Linked DNA regions of Homo sapiens: region 1 is linked to region 2. A link is an interaction called in ENCODE POLR2A ChIA-PET data of the cell type or tissue named here. Cell type or tissue: A673. All regions are shown on one strand.

Region 1 (8,000 bases), 380 kb after region 2:
ACTTACAGCCAGTCACCTCAATTTGATGGCTTTTTATTCACATTCATGTTTGTATACATTTACCATTTACTTATTATCTATAAAAATATATATTCTTGTTTTTCGTGTTTTAAAATTTTATATGAATGGCCTCTGTAGTTAACTTTCTGCATGCAATTTTTTTTTTTTTCACTCAGCCCTGATGTGTATGAGGGAACAAATGCCTGAGGATCTTTCCCAAGTAGCTGAGCTGAAAAGCAGCTGGGCTTGAGGAGACCCTTTCCAGCCCCTTCCCGTCTACTCACCCTGATTCCCTTGGTTACGGTCATTATCAAAATCATTCCCCTGGAGGTCTGTGGCCCCTGTATTATGCATGAAAGGTGGGAGGGTGGCCTTGAAGCCTAGAAAGAAGCAAAATGTTTATTCCTTAAGAGACAAGCTTTGACCTGTCACGGTGGCTCATATCTGTAGTACCAGTGCTTTGGGAGGCTGAGGCTGGAGTATTGCTTGAGGCCAGGAGTTCAAGGCTGCAGTGAGCTATGACTGCACTACTGCAAACTAGCCTAGGTGACAGACTGAGACTCAGACTCAAAAAAAAAGAAAGAAAGAAAGATACAAGCCGAGAGAAGGAAGGTAGGGACGGTGTGGGGGTGCCGGGATGCCACAGAGACACTTGGACTCATCAGAACAGAAGCCTAAGGGAGAGAAACGTGCAGGATCCAGGTATGAGCTCCACTGTGGCCAGTCCCTGCCCTCAGCCCTGACAGGATACAGAAGAGGAGAACACCCAGAAGCTGCCTTGCGATTTTTCCCTGCACAAAAGGAAAATGTGGGGTACTTTCTGCAGCCTAAGAAGTAGCCAAAGCAGGAATAGGGATGCTCATGTGTCCCCAGACTTGTCTGTACCTAGAACTTTCTGTTACCTAGTTTAGTCATGGCCTCATACTTTCTCTTCATATACACATAGCTGATTTTCTCCAAGGATTTCATCTTTTCCCACTCTTTCTTAGAGAAGTATTTGGCAATATCATCGAAGGACTAGGAAAAGATAAAAAAGGAATTTTGTCAGTGACTCAGCTAGACATGTCTGCCATTCAGCTGGAGCCCCTTCCTGTGTGCTGGATCTGGGAAGTGGGGATGATGCCATGGCTAACCGACAACATGAGCGACCTTTCCTAGCTTCACCCCTGCCACACAGTAGGGCTTTAATGCTGCTGACTGACTCTCTTCCCACTTTCCAGAATGGACTGAGATTCACCAAATGTAGTGCACGGTCACAGACTTGTCTCCAAGGATGCTAGTTGATGACAGAGCGAGGATGGGAGGCTCTCAAGGATCCAGATCTCCCCCAAGACCCTGGTCCTTGTCTCCAGTATCTCTGTCCTCCCCTCCTCAGAAACTTGGCCACCCCACACTGTCCCCTGGGCCACTACTCTGCTCCCTCCAGGTCACCTCACCTTTTGGATCTTCTCTGGTATTTGAGCACCAGCCCTAGGTCTCCTTGCAAAGGCGTCGTCTCCGTTCATGGCACCAGGAGCAGTCTGACCTGCAAGAGAAATAGCCTGAGTCTTTCCAGCCACAGCAGCTTTGGTCTTGTGGAGGGAGAAATCAGTGAAGGCCGGCCACCCTCAGTCACCTGGAATCAGGTGCTTCATTTCTCCATCTGGGGCTTATCTGTCCCTGAGTAATGACATGGGGCGAAGTCAGATGAAAATAGGGAACCAGGGGTCTCTGGGAGAAGTATTGATTTGGGATGACAGGCTTCCTGTGGGCAAAGCAGCCTTGAGTCTTTGGGAGGGGGTTGGCTAATGTTGTTAGTAGTTTCCCTGGGGCTAGCCTTACTCTGAAAGATGTACAGACCCTTGTTGGGAAGGCAGAGATGTGACTGTGTAATTTTATTCAGTGGGGGCATGCTGACACCCCGACTCAATAAATAATGGAAGGGAAATGAGTCCCAGAGATAACATCGTCTCTCTGGTGATGGATCTGATCAGGCAGAGGGATAGGGGGTTCTGTTCTGTTGAAGAGAAATGAGCATGGCTAATATGAACGGATTTAGAGGCTATTACTGGGTGATTTGTAAATTATTAGAAGAAGAGAGCTAGAATTTCTGAGACTACAAGAGCCCGCCATCACTTAGAGAGAATGTAGGGAGTTTCAAGGTGCAGCAATCAGCCAGGCGCAGTGGCTCACGCCTGTAATCCCAGCACTTTGGGAGGCCAAGGAGGGCGGATCGCTTGAGCCCATGAGCTTGAGACCAGCCTGGCCAACATACCGAAACCATCTCTACTAAAACAACAACAACAACAAAACACACACACACACACACACATTAACAGAAGCGGAGTGGTGTGCACCTCTAGTCCCAAGGCCTACGCGAGAGGATCACTTGATCCCAGGAGGAAAGATTTGAGTGAGTTTTTTTTTTTTTTTTTTTTTGAGTCATGGTCTCTCTCTGCTGCCCAGGCTGGGATGCAGTGGTGTGATCATGGCTCACTGCAACCTCCGCCTCCTGGGTTCAAGTGATCCACCAGCTGTGGCCTCCAAAACTGCTGGAATTACAAGCGTGAGCCACCGTACCCGGCCCAAATTTGTTAAGTTACTAGAGTTCCCAGGAAAAATCCCATACCTGAAAAAGTTAGAAACTGACAGGAAGGATTTGAGATGGCGACCTGCCTCACATACACTCCTTATTAAAACTAGATAACAAATGCACCACAGAGGAGGGGAGGGGTAGTAAGAATGGAAAAAGAAAATCAGCGCATGCTTACTCTGATTTTGGAAGAATCAAAAGAGAAAATCAGACCGTGCGTACTCTGAGTATGGAAGAATCGAGAGAGAAAGTCAGAGCATGCATACTCTGAACTTAAAGTAGCCAATCCCAGGGGATGCTTTAGGCGGGAAAATCAGAGTCTCCACCCCCACTTTGAGAAGGTTCTGTCCCTGGAGCCTGGACTGATAGAAGCCACATCAGCTTCGCTTATCACGCTACTGTTCTGACTTCTGATTGGCCAGATGGAGTTCACTAACTGCCCTGATTGGTCCATCATCCCTGCATAGTGACATTGCACAATATTGTCTCCTCCTCCAGCAACACTTTGTTGCCACTGCGACAAAGTGGGTGGTCCTCAGGCGCCGTCAGGAGATTTTGAACTCTCTGAAGACCGTCCCTGGATCTTGGGTTAAAAATCTGTTTTCTAGTCTGAACAGCGAGAAGAAAAAAATAGTCGGATCTGTGATTTTTCTACTTGAAAGACACAATGTTTTCCAGACTAGCACATTTGCAGAGCTTTGCTGTACTTAGTAGTGGCTTTCATTCTTCAGTGGCTTCTATATCTGTTGCTACTGAAAAAACAGTCCAAGGCCCTCCAACCTCTGATTACATTTTTGAAAGGGAATCTAAGTGTGGTGTGCACAATTACCATCCTTTACCTGTAGCCCTGGAGAGAGGAAAATGTATTTACTTATGGGATGTGATTGTGGTATTGGTTACATCCGCCTTGGCCAATCTTCCCGCCTCGGTCTCGCGACTACAGGTGGGAACCACCCCACCCCCACTAATATTTTTTGTTTTTGGATTTTTTAAAAGAGACGGTTTCGCTATGTTGGCCAGGCTGGCCTCAACCTCCTGGGCTCAAGGGATCCTTCCACCACGGCCTCAGGACTACTGCCATTCTGCCCTGCTCATTTTTATTTTATTTTATTTTATTTTATTTTATTTATTTATTTATTTATTTATTTATTTATTTATTTATTTACTTATAGGAAAGACAGGCTTTCGCTACGTTGGCCAGGCTGGTATTGACCTCCTGGGCTCAAGCAGTCCTCCCACCTTGGCCTCGGAACTACAGGAGTGAGCCATCCCACCCACGCAATTTTTTTGTTGTTCTTGTTGTTAGTAGAAATGGGGTTTCGCTATGTTGGCCAGGCTGGCCTCTACCTCCCGGGCTCAAACAATCCTCCCGCCTCAGCCTGGTGACTACAGGCTCACACCACCCCACCACCACTAATATTTTTAATTTTTCTAGCAGAGACAGTTTTGCTATGTTGTCCTGGCTGGTCCCTACCTCCTGGGCTCAAGCGATCCTCCTGCTTCAGCCTTGGGACTACAGGCATGCACCGCCCTGCCTTTTGCTATTTTTCCCCGGCTGCTTTTGACTTTCTGGGCTCGCTCAATGATTTGAACCTGGGAAGCGGACGTTGCATTGAGCTGAGATCACACCACTGCACTCCAGCTTGGGCGACAGAGCAAGACTGTCAAATAAATAAATACATCCATACTTGAAAGAAAGAAGAAAGAAAAGAAAGGAAGGAAGGAAGGAAGGAAGGAAGGAAGGAAGGAAGGAAGGAAGGAAGGAACGAACGAACCAGCTGAAACTCTGTAAAAACAGTAAGCTTTGTGGTATATTAACTTACCCTCATCCCATCTCGTGCTCCCAGCTTGGTTCTGTTCATTGCTGCTGAAATACAGATAGGATTGGCCAGAACTGGTAGATGGCTGGCTGTTGATCATGAAAATGTCAGACCTGATATAGTCCTCCTCGGAAAGGCCTTTTCTGGGGGCTGATACTCTATGTCTGCAGTGCTGTGGGACGATGACATAATGCTGAGCATTAAGCCAGGCGACCATGGGTCCACATACGGTGGCAATCCACTAGGCTGCCGAGTGGCCATCGCAGCCCTTGAGGTTTTAGAAGAAGAAAACCTTGCTGAAAATACAGAAAACAATAGGTATTCTCTTGAGAAATGAACCCATGAAGCTACCTTCTGATGCTGTAACTGCTGTAAGAGGAAGAGAATTATTGTGTGTATGTGTGTATGTATGTATGTATTTAGAGTCAGAGGTTCACTCTGGTTGCCCAGTATGCAATGGTGCGATCTTGGCTCACTGCAACCTCTGCCTGCTGAGTTCTAGCGAATCTCCTTGCCTCGGCCTCCTGAGTAGCTGGGATTACAGGCATGTGCCACTATGCCCAGCTAATTTTCATATTTTTAGTAGAGACTAGGTTTCACCATGTTGGCCACGCTGGTCTTGAACTCCTGACCTCAGGTGATGCACCCACCTCGGCCTCCGAAAATGTTGGGATTACAGGCGTGAGCCACTGTGCCTGGGAGGAAAAGAATTATTAATTTCTATTGTTATTAAAGAAAGCAAAGATTGTGATGCTTGGAAGGTGTGTCTACGACTTCAAGATTATCCACTTCTGGCCAAGCCAACCCATGGCGACATCATCAGGTTTCGCCTCCGCTGGTGGTGAAGGGGGATGAGATTCAAGTCCAGTGAAATCATTAACAAGACCATCTTGTCGTTCTGAGGGTAGCAGCTGTTTTCAGTGGTCCCTGGGAGCCGGCTGGAGACAGGTGGTCTTGTAAAAGCTCTGCTCTTAATGCGGGCACATTCCACTCCATGTGTCTTCAAAATCTTTTTGTGGAGTATCTATTTTTTTCAGTTAATACATAGCAGAACAACGTTTATGAAGCTGCTGTTTGCTTTGTAACGTAAGTAAGAGCATGCAATGGCATCTATATTCTGTGAAAGTGTTTTGATGTGTACTTTCTAAGGTTAAACGTATCTACATATACAGACAGTGTTTAAATTACATCCTTCAGTATACTTTATATATGTTTTTATAATTTCCTTGCTGGTATAAATGCTTTGCATTTGAAAAAGTTATCTCTAGGGAATTACATAAAAGACTTCACCTTATAAAGTCAAATCATTGTTATCATTGAATTTTAGGAAGGATGAATGGTTAAGTATGTATAAAATACTAATATTAAGTAAACTTCCTGTTGGCCAACACCAGGATGTATTCTATGGATGTCATTATTTTCAATTAAGAATTAGTGTTTAACATTCCTAAATTGTTTTGAGTGCTTGATTATAATTTGTTAAAAAATGTTTATTTTTAATATTTCTTTAAATTTAGTATAAAGCTTATATTTCAGAAAAAAAAAAGATACAGAACATGCCTGGGTGCAGTGGTTCACGCTTGTAATCCCAGCACTTTGGGAGGGCGAGGTGGGCAGATTACTTGAGATCAGGAGTTCGAGACCAGCCTGGCCAACATGGAGAAACCCTGTCTCTACTACAAAAATACAAAAAATACAAAAATACAAAAATTAGCCAGGCATGGTGGCACACGCCTGTATTCCCAGCTACATGGGAGGCTGAGACAAGAGAATCGCTTGAACCCGGGAGGCAGAGGTTGCAGTGAGCCAAGATCATGCCACTGCACTACAGCTTAGGTGACAGAGTGAGAATCCCTCTCAGAAAAAAAAAAAAAGGTACAGAACATTTCCATCATCATAATGCTATCCCTTGTGCTACTCATTTTTAGTAATACTCACTCTCATCCCATCCACCATCCCTAACCCCTGGCAACCACTAATCTGTTTTTCATTTCTATAATTTTCTCTTTTCTACAATGCTGTACAAATGAAATCTTATAGTATATAACGTTTTAGGGGTTTATTTCACTCAGCATAATTCCATGGAGATTCCTCCAAGATATTGATATTTGTGTATCAATAGTTCATTGTTGTTGTTGTTGTTGAGACGGAGTCTCACTCTGTCGCCCAGGCTGGAGTGCAGTGTCTCAGCTCACTGCAACCTCTGCCACCCAGGTTCAAGCAGTTTTCTAGCCTCAGCCTCCCAGGTAGCTGTGACTACAGGTGCATGCCACCACACCTGGGTAATTTTTATATTAGTAATAGAGATGGGGTTTCAACATACTGGCAAGGCTGGTCTTGAACTCCTGACGTCATGATCCACCCGCCTCGGCCTCCCAAAGTGCTAGGGTAACAGGGTGAGCCACTGTGCCCTGACGATAGTTCATTTTTATTGCTGAGTAGCATTCCAGGGGATGGATATACCACAGTTTGACCATTCACTTATTTTAGGACATATTGATTATTTCCAGCTATTGGCTATTACAAGTAAAGCTGCTATGAACAATTATGTACAAGTTTCTGGATGGGCATACATTTTAATTTCTCTGAAGTGTAATTGTTGAATTGTATGGTCACTGCATTGTTTAGTTTTATAAGAAACTACCAAACTGCTTTCCAGAGTGGCTGTAAGATTTTACCTTCCCAGCAGCACTTAATGAGGTGTCCAGTTTCTCTGCATCCTTGTCACCATGTTGTCACTATGTCTTTTATTTTAGCTATTGTAATAAGTGTGTAGTGATACCTCATCGTGGTGTTATTCTGCATCTAGTGAAGCAAATGAGTGTTGAACATCTTTTCATGTGCTTATTTGCTTATTTCCTCTTCAGTGAAATGTATGTTCATATCTTTTCATGATTTTCTAATTGGATTATTTGTTTGCATTTTTTACCATTGAGGTTTCTTTTATTATTATTATTTTTCTTGAGACAGAGTCTCTCTCTGTTACCCAGGCTGGAGTGCAGTGGCATGATCTTGGCTCACTCCAACCTCCGCCTTCCAGGTTCAAGCGATTCTCGTGCCTTAGCCTCCCGAGTAGCTGGGATTACAGGCACGCATCATCATGCCTGTCTAATTTGTGTATTTCAGCAGAGATGTGTTTTTTGCCATGTTGCCCAGGCTGGTCTCGAACTCCTAGCCTCAAGGGATCTGCCCCCGCCCCCCCGACCTCGACCTTTCTAAGTGCTGGGATTACAAGTGTGAGCCACCATGCTCAGCCTACCATTGAGTTTTGAGAGTAGTATGTATATCCATTATATATTCTGGATGTGAGTCCTTTCTTGGATATGTGGTTTGCAAGCACTCTCTCCCAGGTCATAACCTGTTTTTTCATCCTTTTAAAAAGATTTCTTGCAGAGCACAAGTTTTAAATTGGATGAAATCTAATTTATTTTTTTCCTTATGGATTATGCTTTTTGAACCGTTCACTATGCCCTAGATCTCAGATGTTTCTCCTATATTTTATTGTAAAAGTTTTCTTTTAGTTTTATATTTTAGATTTAAATCTATGATCCACTTGAGTTACTTTCTTGTATAAAGGTATGAAAATTAGGTCTTTTTTTTTTGGCCTA
Region 2 (8,000 bases):
GCACAAATAAATGATAAATGTTTGAGGTGATGGATATCCTAAATACCCTGATTTAGTCATTGTCCTTTGTATACATATATCAAAGTGTCACATGTACCCCATAAATATGTACAACAATGTATCAATAAAAAAGAAATAAGTAAACAAAATACAATCTAATTTACATTGGTGTATGTATACACAATGGAATACTATTCAGTCATATAAAAGAATGAAATCCCATCATTTGAGGCAACATGTATGGGCTTCAGATGTGTGAGCCTGGAGGACATTAAGTGAAATAATCCAGACACAGAAAGATAAATACCGAATGTTCTCATTGATATGTGGAAGCTTAAAGCTTTTATTTCATAGAAGTAGAGAGTGGAATCGAGATTAGTAGAGTCTGGGAAGGGTGGGGGATGAACAGGTAGAGTTTAGCTAATGGATACAAAATTAAGACTAAATAAGAGGAATAATCTCTAGTCGTCTATTTAGCACTGTAGGGTGACTATAGTTAACAATAATCTATTGTATATTTTCAAATAGCTATAAAAGAGGATTTTGAACGTTTCCAACACAAAGAAATGCTAAATGTTTGAGGTGGTGGATATGCTGATTATCCTGATTTGATCATTACAAGTTGTGTATGTGTATCAAAATATCACACTGTACCCTGTAAATATGTACAATTATTATGTATGAATAGGATATATGTACACACACACACACACACACACACACACACATATGTCCTAATTTACTAACAGAAAGCTACTAGCTCATCAAGGCCCCCTTCCTCTCCTTCCCTTTCCTATATGACCTACCACACTCATAAGTTATCTAAAAGTAAGTAATGAGAACTGAAACCATGCACACAGCTTACTGCCTATATGAACAAGAGTTTACTATTCCACTGGCTTCATTAACATAACATTATTACTACAATAATCTCTTGCCTGCGAAGATAAAAGTTGAACATAACTTTATTATTGATTCTAGGAACTGCATAAAAGGCCTATCCACTGTTCAGTAAAAAGTGCCAAATGGCATTTTACAACCTCAAGACTCTTTGAACCACTTGCCTTAAAATCCTTGACTTGCTGTGTCCACCAAACCTAAAACCAGCATATCACTATTCCCACCCAATCACATCCTTCCCCTACATTGAAAGACCTGCTTTATGCCAGATTTCAAAATATGAATAAGTGTCCCCCAAATCCTTCTACCTCTGAGACTCTGCTAAGACCCTGTTCAGGAAGTACTCTTCCTTACAGCCTTATGCAATAAAGTTAGCTTTGCTTATCAACAAGTTATTTGGCTGATATTTGGGGAGTACAGCATATGATGAGTATAGTCACCACTGCTGTACTTCATGTCAGAGTAGACTGAGCCTAAATCCTAGGTCCAGTATCTATGGATATTTCTGAACCATGCACTGTGACCACAGGCATATTCAGGGAAATCAGTTACCAGTCAGGAGATTTAAATGTAAAAGAACGTAACCAAAAAAAGGAAACAGGTCTTAATGTATTTATTCTACGATGCCGCTATGGTCTTGCTGTTGTGGCGCCCCCTGGACAGGGTAGGAAGGTGGGCCATAGAGGGGAGGTGGATCAGCTCAGAAAAGGGTGAGTTGTGAAAGGAGACACTATCTGAAGTATTTGAGTCCTGGAGGCATATGAAACTGCCCACAGATAACTGATTCTGGAGTTTTTAGTGGGGACCTGGGAAGGGGCAGGGTGGAGTAGGATGGGGCGGGGCACTGCAGTCTAAGAGGCAAGAGCCGGCCTCAGTGCACATGTTTGCTGGGTGTCTTCCCGTCTGCCCCTTCGCACTGCGTGGTGAATGCCGCCAAGCTGCGCGGGTGCTGGTTACATTCCTACCGTCTGGACTCTTTCTGGATGACTGAGACACAGCTGATAGGTCCATAGGTCAGTCCTCCCAGGAGTTTAAGTGTCAGTGAAGTGTCAGGTGGAGTTAGCAGGCTTTGGGCAGGTCAGGCAGTGTGGTAGGTGGCTTCACAGCGGGAAGGGCCTGGAGGTCATTGTTCTTTTAAGAGGTGGCTATTCTGCCGCCAGCCTTGTCGTTGTGGGACAGGGGAGGAAAGTGGGTCATGGAGGGGAGGAAGGTCAGCAGAAGATGAGGTGAGTTTTGGAGGAGGACATTATTTGAGGCATCTGAGCCTTTGAGGCTATGAAACCGCACACAGAGGATGGATTCCGGAGTCTTTAGTGGGGAACTGGGAGAGAGGGTGGGACAGACTGGTGCACCACAGCTGCCATGAATGGTGACAAGTTGGACATAACCAGGTCCACATGTGCTTGTGCCTTTCCACAATATCAGGCTTTTATTGATGCTAATTCAGTCGTAAAAGCCACAAGCTACACGGAGTTCCTAAGGAGGCAGTTCTCCTTAGCACTTATCGTTCACCTGGTAGTTAGAGCAGCAGGCACACAAACTCAAGCCACTCCACAAGTCAGTCAGTATTGCAAACCATACATAACAGTATGCTAAATCAATTTATAAGTGTTATAAGTTAAACATTCCACAACAAAGTAACACTTTTCATCAAAGTAAAACTTTTTCATTGAGAGGAAAAAGAGGACAAAGGGTTAAGGAACCAGTCCAGGGGGGGTGAAGAAGACAAAAAGAGTCCTGGTCTGGGCTGAGTGGTCCATGGGTCTTGCAAGGAAGTCTTTGACGTGGCAGAGCCTTTGGCAGCAAATGCCAAGTTCTTGTCATGATTGATTGCAAGAAGGTGTCAGTTAAGACAGATGTTTGAAACTGCTGAAGGCCTAATCTTTTATAGTCACAGGGTCCTCTGGTAAGAGCTGATCGTGGAAGAGTGCTTGTTTGTGTCCTTATCTGGTTGGATGCAGTCTTCATGTTTTATTTGTTTATTAAACAAAACATGCTATTATTGTTGGCAAAGTGCCCTATGAAATATAAAATGGAGTATTTTTCTAAGATGGTGTTAGTTATGTCAAGGGTGCTCTATACAATCTACTCCAAGATTTTAGTAATCATAATGCAAACAATGTTTGAGGAAGGGGTTACAAAAATAAAAAATGACAAGTCACCATGGGAATTAATTTCCTCTTGGTAACTTGTTTACAATTTTGTGTTACAAAGGCTGAAAACGCAGATCTTAAGTATATGGTAAGCAAAGAGGATGTTTACAATGAAGATGACAACGTTCTGTAAATGTTCACAGATATATTTAGACCAATTCCAGAGTCCAGTTTTTAATATATTGATTGGGTTCCAGTCTGACCATGAGCCTTCATAAGGGGTATGGCTAAAAGTCTTCTTAATCATTTGGAAGAAGATGCATCTTCTGTGTAAGCCATCTAGTTTGAATGCTATTTTATTTGTGTTTAGTATTGCTAGTCCATGTGTTACTACCTCAGTGGTGTGTTTTAATTGTGCTAATTCTGTTTGGAATGTGTCATGAACTTGTTGAAGTTCCTTAGAGCTTCCTTGTGAAAGAGGAAAAGTTCCCTTATCCCCTCACAGGGCATGTGATGTGGGTGTGGCTTGCTTCTTCAGTGCCTGCTGCTCAAACCTCTAGGGGGAGCATGCAGACAGGCATGTTGTGGGGCTCTGACCCCAAGGCAGTGTCTAGGGGTGAATGCTTACAGCTCCTGAAGCCCCAGTGGGAGTGTGTTACAAGGTGCTCTTTTAGTTTAGCCATCTGTAGGCAGCTTGTGTTAGCTCAATTAGACTCCCTACCTTATCGCGAGGACAGAGGGCTTTCTGTATGCCAGGATTTCTTGCCTTGGTGTACTGGAAGAATCAGATCACATGTGGGTTTGGAGAATGAATGCAATGTTTTATTGAGTGGAAGTTCTCAGCAGATGGATGTTGCAGGAAGTCAGGGACCCCAAACGGAGGGACTGGCTGAAGCCACGGCAGAAGAACGTAAATTGTGAAGATTTCATGGATATTTATTGGTTCCCCAAATTAATACTTTTATAATTTCTTATGCCTGTCTTTACTGCAATCTCTGAACATAAATTGTGAAGATTTCATGGACATTTATTACTTCTCCAATCAATAATCTTATAATTTCCTATGCCTGTCTTTACTTTAATCTCTTAATCCTGTCATCTTTGTAAGCTGAAGATGTATGTCACCTCAGGACCCTGTGATGATTGCGTTATCTGCACACATTGTTTGAAAAGCACGTGTGTTTGAACAATATGAAATCTGGGCACCTTGAAAAGAACAGGATAACAGCGATTTTCAGGGAACAAGGAAGATAACCATAAAGTCTGACTGCCTGTGAGGCCGGGCAGAACAGAGTCATATTTCTCTTCTTTCAGAAAGTGAATAGGAGAAATATCGCTGAATTATTTTCTCAGCAAGGAATAACCCTGGTAAATGCATATCTGATTGCCTTCTTTAGAGAGGCTCATCAGAAACTCAAAAGAATGCAACCATTTATTTGTCTCTTATCTACCTATGACCTGGAAGTCTCCTCCCTGCTTCGAGTTGTCCAGCCTTTGCTTCGAGTTGTCCCGCCTTTTCCAGACTGAACCAATGTTCATCTTACATATGTTGATTGATGTTGCATGTCCCCCTAAAATATATAAAACCAAACTGTGCTCTGACCACCTTGGGGACATGTCATCAGGACCTCCTGAGGCTGTGTCACAGGCATGTGTGCTCAGCCTTGGCAAAATAAACTTTCTAAATTAACTGAGACCTGTCTCAGATATTCAGGGTTCACAGTTATAATAGGTCAGTGTGTTGTTCCTCTCTAAGCTTATTATCTAATTGAAGTTTCATAAGTCTAGAGTCATTGTGGGGATTTTCGTGATGCTGATAGTTGAGTAATCTAGTTTAGGAACTTTGTCCTGACAGGTAGAGTATATAGTGTTTGATCATTGGAATATTAATTCTTTTTGTATAAAATAACCATCAATAAATAGTGGTCTTTCTAAGGCAGTTATATGTAGATTATGTCTTATCTTTCTGTGTAATTGCCATTGTGTCTTATGCCATTGAGTCTCCTCCTCTTAATTCAAGTAGATTTAATATACATTGCCCTGAATCCTGATGCTTTGGATGTATCCAATTTAACTATAGACATTTTGTCCCAATTTTCTGTGAATAATTTTCCTGATGTGTATAATGTTCCTTATGTCATTCCAAGTCTGAGTTAGTAAAATACTTAGCCTAATACACTGTGTTTGCAGCAAGTTTTTCACCATAAAGTTTCTTAATGTAAATAGGTTAGTTTTTAGGTGTTTAACTTGTGATCAATATTGTAATTGAATTCCTTTTGGGATTCTGGGAGGTCGTGTGTATGAGTCATCATTGACTATATCTCGTTAATTGCCTATGAGATAGATGAAAGTATAGATGTGGTAGTTGTTTGCAGGAGTTACGTTTATGTTCATAGGTCTGTATTAACTTCCTAAATTTTTGCTTCTTGTATTCCTGAAATGACTGAGTTTGAAATAATTCCAATTGCTGCAAATAGTTGTGGTGGTTTTCTTAGATGATATTTATCTAGTGAAGGTAAATTTGGTAAAATGAACTGCTTGTCATATCCTTGTCCCTCAAATTACATAACTTGTGGTTTGATGTATGTGACTTTAAGTTCTTTTTTGAAAAATATTTTGACTCTCCTAGGTGCTGGTTTGTAAATTAATCTTAATGGGTTAATTAGGATAGGTTCAACTAAATTTGGTTTTCATAATTTAGATAGAGGGTTTGTTATTCCTTTGGTACACTGTGGTGTCCAGTGGTGTGTTCCTAAGCAATGTGTCAGTCCAGCATCCTCTGCGAATTATGCATGGCCCAAGGTTCTGGGGTTTAACATAGCATTTTGCAAAAGAGATATCTCTAGCTACAAATACAGGTAAGTGGGAGTCTAGTTTGGCTATATTTTGATAAATAGGATGTTGGACTGACCATATAACTTTATTCTATGATCCATCAAATGGCTGAATCATGAAGAAAAAGTAATTTGACATACCTGAGTCTATTTTTGTGACTTTATCCATATTTATTTTGGTTCCTAGTGTTTCCCACCAGTTAATTGACTTAAATTGTGTATTGTTTCTATCTACATCTTCAAAATTAAAGTTTACATCATCCTGAATTACCAGTGGATACATTGTAAAAATAACTTGATTTTGTATATACTTAGTTTTCCTGGTAAATTTGTCTAATATAGTTATGTCTCTTGGTTCATTTCCTGTAAAGAATGTGCCAATAACCTCTGCTGTTTTGTAGGTCAGTGTGAATGGTCCAAGTACTAAGAGTGAGTTAGATAATAGCAGATTGTATATATCTGGTCTGTGAGTAGATGTGAATATTAATTGTTCCCATTTTGTTTGTTGTAATTTATCAAAAATAACTGTTTCTAATGTCCAGTTTCTAATGTCCATGGGTTTCTAGAAGATGTCGACATCCAGCAATCAGTAAATTTAGTAGGGATTTTCTATGTCATTGTATCTATTGTGATGACTGGGAACTAGTGTGGTTTTTGTGGTTGTGTCCAACATAAGCCTGCTTTGGTTTCTGTCACATTCCACCATAGAGTGGACTTTCCAGTTATGATAACATATCTGTCTACATTCTCTATAAACTCTTTGCTTATTGTGTAAAGGTAGTTTTGATATATTGTAGCCAAGTTTGCCATTTAATGTTGTAAATTTAGCATGTGTTTTATTATGCCAAAGTCTGAATTGTGCTGTGTCTGTTGGTTTGTTTTGTTTTGTAAAGCCTGTTGATCTTGGAACGTGTAACCATGTTAGTAAGCAACTTATAGTGTAGAATGGGCAAGGATAAGGTTTTCATCCGTGGGATAATGAAATGTAGCTTTAATATATGTAAAGTTAAGGTTAAAGCATATTAATGTTGGTTGTCCCTCAAAATGTATATCTTGTTGGGTAGTGTTGATTCTATTTTTTATCTTTATAAGTTCCTTATTTGTGGAGGGCAAGTATAAGTATACTTGTATTCAAGACAAGCTTTATCTACATACATTGTTTTAGTGTGTGTTTCAAAGGTAGTGTGTGTAAAGTGATAGTCAGCATTAGTTAAGATTACTGGGTGTCATCTATGTTTTCAATATAATTCTGCCAGTGAGAATTTTTTAGCCTTATTAAAGAATTGTTACTCCAGCTCTCTTTTGTCTAATAAAAAGAAAAAAGAAGAATTGTGAGACTGTCAAATAATTTTGGCTTTTTGCGTAATAATCATAAGATGAACAGGGTGGGTGAAGGCAAAATTTCCAAAAAACAGCAAGTTAGGAAAGTTAATTAGATGATAGTTATAGTATGTCTTATCCTCTTCTGTTGTTATTATATCATAATCTAATGGATATCCTAGTGGCATTGACACTTTTTCCTGTGGGGGTCTGATATATGGGTGTAAGATGAAGTGGTTGGTTTTGTAGCTATATTTAGTCTTGTGTCATCCCTTGAATCTACTTCATAATCATAATGTTCATTTCCTTCAAGTCCAGATTGGTACCAGAATTCATACCAACTATTAACAAATGACTTGTAGGAGTGTCGTATCATATCCAAGCATGTCATGTGAGATCTTCCAACATATGGTTCTATCTGTGGTACTATGATTGGGGATTGGTATGATATAGCGCTTCTTATGTAATGAACTGTTTTGATTGGCATGTCTGTTTCTATTAGCATTTCTCTACCTATTATGTGAGCCATCCATGGTTTGAGATGTTATTGAATGCTTCATTGTAGCTGCATAAGTTGGGGTGTCACATTTAGTCATGTCATTTATGCATTCTTCTAAAGTATGTTTAGGAATATGCGCAAAGATTCTATAAAGATACAATGATTGGAAGTGTGTGTAAAAGCTAAAAGCTCTTCAGGCATTGCTTTGGGTCAAATGAATATGAACAAAATAGTCTAATTGAAGCTCTAAGTATTCTTTTATCAGTCCCTTGACTTTCTAACAATTGTTCAAAAATGATATATTTTCATGAAGTATATATTGCGGAATTTGTTCTGGTAATCGTGTGATTTTAG

What was found. ChIA-PET counts read pairs that join two places held together with the same protein. Peaks named below come from ENCODE experiments on the same cell type or tissue, not always from the same donor. Only the 100,000 strongest peaks of a DNase experiment are listed, where the experiment ranks them.
Region 1: POLR2A ChIA-PET joins it to region 2 with 5 read pairs; 1 of 35 experiments calls an interaction of 5 or more read pairs at or near these places.

The regions. Positions count from the first base shown.
Region 1 is chrX:52,651,968-52,659,967 of GRCh38, forward strand. It overlaps SSX7 (SSX family member 7), which reads right to left and starts at 2,933. Exons shown (of 8, transcript NM_173358.2): 1 at 2,795-2,933; 2 at 1,437-1,525; 3 at 903-1,017; 4 at 285-380. The coding sequence starts at 1,505. It also overlaps the pseudogene LOC791097. In A673, no CTCF peak of the experiment used is centred here; DNase peaks (open chromatin) are centred at 3,004, 4,354 and 4,414; H3K4me3 peaks cover 4,163 bases; H3K27ac peaks cover 5,163 bases.
Region 2 is chrX:52,267,874-52,275,873 of GRCh38, forward strand. No RefSeq gene overlaps it. Among named protein-coding and RNA genes, the nearest start is that of MIR8088, 65 kb to the right of the region's middle. In A673, CTCF peaks have their summits at 1,554 and 3,545; a DNase peak (open chromatin) is centred at 3,538.